2 separate regions of the Homo sapiens genome follow, and region 1 is linked to region 2. Evidence: chromatin contacts called from ENCODE Hi-C data. All regions are on one chromosome and are shown on one strand. The core of a region is the stretch at or near the end of the contact, and the rest is flanking DNA. Distances in the headings are between cores, read along the strand shown. Region 1 overlaps SELL (selectin L). Region 2 overlaps LOC125312414 (a long non-coding RNA gene).

The links. A loop is a pair of places that touch in the nucleus more often than their neighbours do. Pooled maps may share reads with other maps.
Region 1: a map with no recorded cell type shows a loop between it and region 2 (5-fold over the local background). The contact joins two enhancer-like sites. A Hi-C loop is called at or near these places in 7 of 37 single-sample maps with no recorded cell type and 5 of 50 pooled maps.

Annotation. Positions count from the first base shown.
Region 1 is chr1:169,692,476-169,695,905 of GRCh38, forward strand. The region is part of intron 8 of SELL (selectin L); the gene reads right to left. Among named protein-coding and RNA genes, the nearest start is that of SELL, 17 kb to the right of the region's middle. Within about 2 kb of position 2,001, at least 6 of the 41 ENCODE cell types and tissues checked have a DNase peak (open chromatin) inside an H3K27ac peak, as active enhancers do.
Region 2 is chr1:168,464,316-168,467,743 of GRCh38, forward strand. LOC125312414 (a long non-coding RNA gene) reads right to left here. Exons shown (of 8, transcript NR_176090.1): 4 at 1-58. It overlaps LOC101928565 (a long non-coding RNA gene), which reads right to left. Exons shown (of 5, transcript NR_176057.1): 5 at 1-58. Among named protein-coding and RNA genes, the nearest start is that of XCL2, 78 kb to the right of the region's middle. Within about 2 kb of position 2,021, at least 8 of the 41 ENCODE cell types and tissues checked have a DNase peak (open chromatin) inside an H3K27ac peak, as active enhancers do.

The sequences.
Region 1 (3,430 bases), core at 751-3,250, 1.2 Mb after region 2:
GACCTCATGATCCACCTGCCACGGCCTCCGAAAGTGCTGGGATTACAGGCGTGAGCCACCGAGCCCAGCTGTAGATTGATTTTGAGCAGTGGAAAGTCAAGGAATTAGAAGGCATGCTTAAATGGAAAGTGAAATTGGAGAAAATTTAAACTCATGAAATAGTGGTGGTTATAAACTCGTGATAAATTATATCCTGGGATATAATTTAATGAGATGGTAACACATTTAGTTTAAAGAAATAAGTGACACTTTTTTTGTGTGACACAACTGTCTTATTCTTGGAAAGGACAAGGAGAGAATGAAATATGGTATGTCTTCACAGCACCTTTCAAAGGGAGAACCAGATTCTGAGGAGCTGGTCTCATGATGAACTGTCAGGGTAAACCACAGTTCAGCAGCTGCAAATGTGCTTGCCAAAATAGAGACAAAAAAATGTTTCTGAAAACAAAATTTCACATATGCCCTCCTCTGAGGTTGGCATCATATCTTCCTGTGTATCTTGGGTGTAGCTTCTATCCTGCCAGAATTTAGACAGTAGAAACCAAATGAGGTGATAAACAGAGTCATTTTGCAGAAGAGTCAAAATAACCCAGCAAGAAATGAAACCACAAATGCCCAAGGAGTCATTCATTCACCATTCAAAAGCTAATAGAAATGAACACAAACTACTATGAAAATTCACCCAAGAACTTAAAAAAAAAAAAAAAGGCTCATGGTGTTTAGTGTGATAGTATTCATTTTACCTTTGACTTGTTCTAAAAACACACCATACTTCTACCCCACCCTTCCTCAGTGCCGTCACACAATGGTTTCAGTGTGAAAAAAAAAACCACGTTACTGGAAAAGGAGGGTGCCTGGGACTTGCCACTCTAAGCTGGTAGTCAAGGGTCTTGAGTTCTAAAAGCATACGCGTTAAGAGCATGATTCCTGGATCCAAATGAGTATGGATCTCAGCATTGCCATTTATTGTGACCTCAGGCTATTTTATTTCTCTGTGCCTGTTTCTTTATCAGTAATGAAGATGTTCATAGACCCTTCTCCCACAGACTTAAAGGCATATTTCATGATTTAAGACATGTAAACCATTCATAACAGTATACAACATGGAATTAATATTTGATAAAGGTTTATGATTATTGTAACTAACTCTGTCACTTGCTCAAGGCCTATAGAAAACTTACTTAATTAGTTCAACTACAAAAAGAGTTTGAATGTGATATCCACCAAGATCATATTCAGACCTAGAATTCTGTGATTCTTATGAATTAATACAGCCTTGGTCAATAAATGAGAGCTGGGCAAATAATTCTTCTTTGCTAGGCCTTTCTAGACCATCTGGTGAAGCATTCAAGACTTATGTTATTGGGGCCAGCCTTCCTTTCCAACTTCAACTCCACAACTCCTCAATAAGCCATGGGCTCAAGAAAGTTCTGCTCAGTGGCCCCTGAAAAATGCTTTCATAGTCTCACTACCATACCACTGCTTACACAATTTCCTTCCTACAGACTGCCTTCCTTTCCTGCTTTTCTCCATATACCTAAATCCTATCTATTCTTCATAAGCAACCTTCTTTATAACATTTTCTATAACCACCAAGCCAAATGACCTTTTCCTTCTTAAATATAGCACCCATTGGCCATTACCATGCTCTGCCTTGTATTTTTCTGATTTTTTTCTTTCTATATTCCTGTCTTAACTCCCCAGCTAGGTAATAATTTTCCTGAAATCAGGGACCAGGCTGACTCCTCTTGCTGTCTCAAGAAAGCTTAGCAGTTTCCAACACAAAAATGTTCAATAAACAACTATTAATTGACTGATTATAAAAAATCAGTGAACCATTAAACTTAATATAGCAATTTGCTTAGCATGGTAATTAGCTTTTTGCTAATATTCTTCCAGCCAGTCTCTCCTCCTGTGCCTCAAGGACATCTTAAAAAAAAAAAATCTAGTTGATCTGCTTCCATCTAGTGGCAATTAAAACAGGTGGTTCCGGTAGCCAGAAAACAGCTCTGGGTAGATTGTGCCAGAAAATACTTTCACTCAGTAGGTGCGAGTTTGAAAGAAATCTTCACATCTGTGGGTTTCCTGCCACAGACATAGGGAGACCAGCCCAGAGAAAGAAGCCTTTCCTCACTAGACTCCATTTGCACTAGTAAAGAGAAGACAGAGTAATTAAAAAGAATAAAAAGAACCTCCACTGATCGTACATCCTCATCCAGTTACCCCTGCCCCACTTCTCCTTCACAGCCAAACATTTTAAAAGAGATGACTGCTTGTTCTGTCTCTACTTTCTCATCCTCAGTAATGCTCAATGCTTGGCCGTCTGACCTCTGTCTTGATGTCTGCACTGCAAATAGTCTCCCCACTGACACCCTTGTTGCATCCAGGGGATACTTACTGGTTCTCTTGGCAATGTTTGAAACCGTTCCCCTTTCTTTGTTTCCTTGGCATTCATTACCCCACACTCTTTCTCCTCTTCCTTCTCCCTGCCTGGCAACATCTTTTCATTTCTCTTTCCCTTAGGTGACTTATTAGATAATGATGTTCCTCTGGCTCCCATACTCTCTCCCAGGTCCTCTTCCATTCTTAAAGCACTCACACCCTCCCTGGATGATAGTACCCACTCCTGAGATGGCAGTTACCTCCTGAAATGTGAGGGACCCAAATCCACTTCTCCTGCCATAGCCTCTGTGCTTTGGATAGGTCCAATGAGCCACAGTGAATGATGTGCATACACCCAAAGCTCAGTACAAAACTGAACCCATGATCTTTACCTCCAAAACCTCTCATTCTTTTATGTTCCCTTCTCAGAAGTAAACAGGACTACCATCCGCCAGTTTCCAGGTGAGAAAGATGATAATTTGATTCTTCTCTCTCACTTTTAGCCAATTAACAGACACATTCAGTTAATATCACCTCCTCTTATTTCATGAACCCATTCTTACTACTAGTTCCCTAGACAGGCGCCATCGGTTTTAATCTAATAACTGCAAATGCCTCCAAAACAAGTCTCTTTGAATCCAGGCTCACCTGTCTCCCACACTTGCCATACTGCTCTGCAGGGTGACCTTATAAGATGCCAGAGGTAAGGCTACTCACTGTTTAAACCCCTTTAGTGATATCCCAAAAGACCTCAAGATAAAGCCCATATCACATGGCTTATACATTAGTTTATGATCTGGCTTCTGGTGCCTCATTTTTCCCCACTTTTTCCTTTGCATTCTAAGCAATGGCCCATACTAAGTTTGTGATTGGTAGGATGGTTGCCCAAACCAGCATCCAATCCCTTCAGAAATCATCTCACTTCATTTCTAGCATTTTAAAGGAAGCTCAGTTGTCCAGCTGGGTACTGAATATGTCACCAAAGTCCTCCTTTCATAGTTTATTTTACTTAAACTCTCCTTCCTAAAATTCCAGAGCAAGTCACTAA
Region 2 (3,428 bases), core at 771-3,270:
CATGGCGGAAGGGGAAGCAAACACATTCTTCTTCACATGGCGGCAGCAAGGAGAAGTGCTGAGAAAAAGGGGGAAAAGCCCCTTATAAAACCATCAGATCTCATAAGAATTCACTCACTATCACGAGAACAGCATGGAGGTAACTGCCCCCATGATTCAATTACCTCCCACCAGGTCCCTCTCATGACATGTGGAGATTATAGGAAATACAATTCAAGATGAGATTTGGGTGGGTATATGTATATAGATATACCATATCAGGTATAGTGTGTGATGCGGAGGTTTGAGGTATGGTTAATCCTGTCACTCAGACAAGTGAGACAGAACCCAGTGGTTAGTTTTTCAAACCTTATTCCCCATTTCCTCCTCTCTCTAGTACTCTCCAGTGTCTATTGTGGCCATCTTTATGTCCAATGTTTAGCTCCCACATATAAGTGAGAACATGTAGTATTTGGTTTTCTGTTCCTGAGTTAATTTGCTTAAGATAATGGCTTCCAGCCACATCCAAGTTGCTGCAAAAGACATGGTGCATTTAGTGCTGCAATGAACATGCAAGTACATGTGTCCTATTTATTTTCTTTTGGATGTATACCCAGTAATGGAATTGCTGGGTTGAATGGTTAAGTTCTTTGAGAAATCTCCAAACTGCTTTCTACAATGGCTGAACTAATTTACGTTCCCACCAACAGTATATAAGCATCGCCTTCTCTCCACAGCCTTGACAGCATCTATTGTTTTTGACTTTTCATGTAATGACCCATAGGCTCAAAGTAAAGGGTCAGAGAAAGACCTATCATGCAAATGAAAAACAAAAAAGAGCAGGGGTTGCTATTCTTATGTCAGATAAAACAGGCTTTAAACGAATAACAGTAAAAAAGGACAAAAAAGGGCATTACATAATGATAAAGTTTCCAATTCAACAGGAAGACTTAGCTATCCTAAATATATATGCATCCAATATTGGAGCACCCAAACTCATAAAATAACTACTTCTAGACCTATGAAAGGACTTAGACAGCTACACAATAATAGTGGGGGACTTCAACACCCCACTGATAGTGTTAGAAAGATCACTGAGCAGAAAACTAACAAAGAAATTCTGGACTTAAACTTGACACTTGACCAATTGGACCTAATAGACACCTATAGAATACTTCATCCAGCACCCACAGAATACGCATTCTTCTCATCTGCACACAGACACAGAACATACTCCAAGATCAACCACATGCTTGGCCATAAAACACGCCTCAATAAATTAAAAAAAAATCAAAGTTATACTGACCATAATCTCAGACCACAGTGGAATAAAAACAAAAATCAATACCAAAAAGATCTCTTGAACAACACAATTCATGAAAATTAAATACCTTGCTCCTAAATGACTTTTGGGTAAACAACAAAATTAATGCAGAAATAAAAAAAATTCTTTGCAATAAGTGAAAACAGAGACACATCATACCAAAATCTCTGGGATGCAGCAAAAGCAGTGTTAAGAAGAAAGTTTATAGTGCTAAATGCGTACTTCAAAAAGTTAGAAAGATCTCAAATTAAACATCTAACATCACACCGAGAGGAACTAGGAAAACAAGGCCAGTGCCTTTACCTTGTAGCCCCAAAGAAGTCTGACCTCAAGAATTGGAATGTAGGATTTTTGAGGGAAACGGTGAGCCTGAAAGCAGTTAGGAAGTAACCTAATTCTCTAGCCACTCACAGAGGGTGCAAAATCTCAGACCAGCAAACAAGGCAGGGCAGAAAGGCACACACTATATATCAACAGGCCATGGATGGTCGTCACCATTCAGACTCTCCAATATTCCTTGTTAACAAGCTGAAATCAGATGATCCTCATTTTCACTTGAGCCCAGGGTTATAATTTCTTGGAAAGTGCAAAGGGAGGCAAACTATAATGGGAAGGAAGAGCAAGTCAACATGAATCTGAGGAAGGGGAATGCTTTTCATTCTGGTTTTTGAACAGGTGGTGGTCAGAGCTGGCAGAAAGCCCAGGATATGTCAGCAGTCCCGGAAAAGAGATGTTCTTGTTGTAAATCTCATGTTGATTCTTGCCCCTCCCTCTCCACCTCCCACTCTTACACATGCTCACGCTTCTTAGTAAGTACACTGGAGCTACCTCCCCCATGCCCCACAGCACATTGTACCTCTGCTAGCACAGGGATCACGTTCTGACTTACAGTGGTTGTGGGTGTCTCTGTCTCTTTCTCTCAAAACAAACATATTGGAGTTTCTCACTCATCGACATTTCTGCACCAGTGCCTGCAGACAGTTTTCCTCACTGTGAGGACTCTAAATACTTTCATTTACTGGAATTAGATTTACCCTTTTGGCTAAGGTGTCATATGGACAGGGGAATTACCAAGTCCAAGAGTAGTTTTGGCTTCCTGATGGGAAAGAGTTGTTGTATAACAGGAATCCTACCTAGGCCTCCTATTGCTCATTCCCAAGACAATTTCTTAGGCCCATCTTTGTCTTCCCAAATTGCCCTTATTTTTTGCCACTGCCAAGGCCCTATGGTCTCAGCTGGCTTCTCTCTCCTTTTAGGCCATTCTCCTTGCTTTGTCCCTTGGTACGCTTTAAACTTAACAGTTCCCTAAGACTGGTTCCAGAGCAAGGTCCTGCTTCCCTGCTATGTCTCATAGAGAAGTGAAACCTCTCTTGCTGCTTTTCACAGGGGAGAGAGACTGGGTCAAAAACAAAACAGAGAATCATACAAAGCTGTTCTTTAATTCCTGACTCCCTCATAAGACAGACTAGAAACTCTGGTGAAGTCTGTGATTTGCTCTTATCCATGAGGATGAGACTCTCTCAACTCCCTTCTTAAATACAGGCTGGAGGATAAAACTGAGGTCCTGCAGTTTGCATAATAGCTGACATCTATTGAGAATCTACTGACTACTAGGAACTATATAAGTTGTGTACATACTATTTTGTTTACTTTTTCAATTAACCACATGAGATAAATACTATTGTAGTTGCATTTTGTCAATACAGTAACTGAGCCTTAAAGAGATTAAGTTACATGTTCAAAATCCCCTAGCCATGAACTGATGGACTAGGGTTTATATCTTATTCGAAAAACAATAGTATTAACTAATGGTTACTCAAAAAGGATGTCTTTTAAATTCCAGTGAGAAGTTTGCATCTTTGAGAATGTTAGGATGGATAAACATCCATGTCACTGCTTCTCAATAAAAAGAACAATTATAGTATATTTTCTTATTGCTAGTCTAACCGGAAATAGTCTGGTTTATTACTTATAAACTAGTTCTTGGAACTAAGACCGTAAACCTTGACTTGGTGCAGGAAATGGTGTGGTTTTACATGCTCAGGAAACAATGACCAGAGTAAAATATTTGACAAATTTTATGCTCTGATTGAGAATTGGAGGCCTGGGGGAATACCTGAATGAC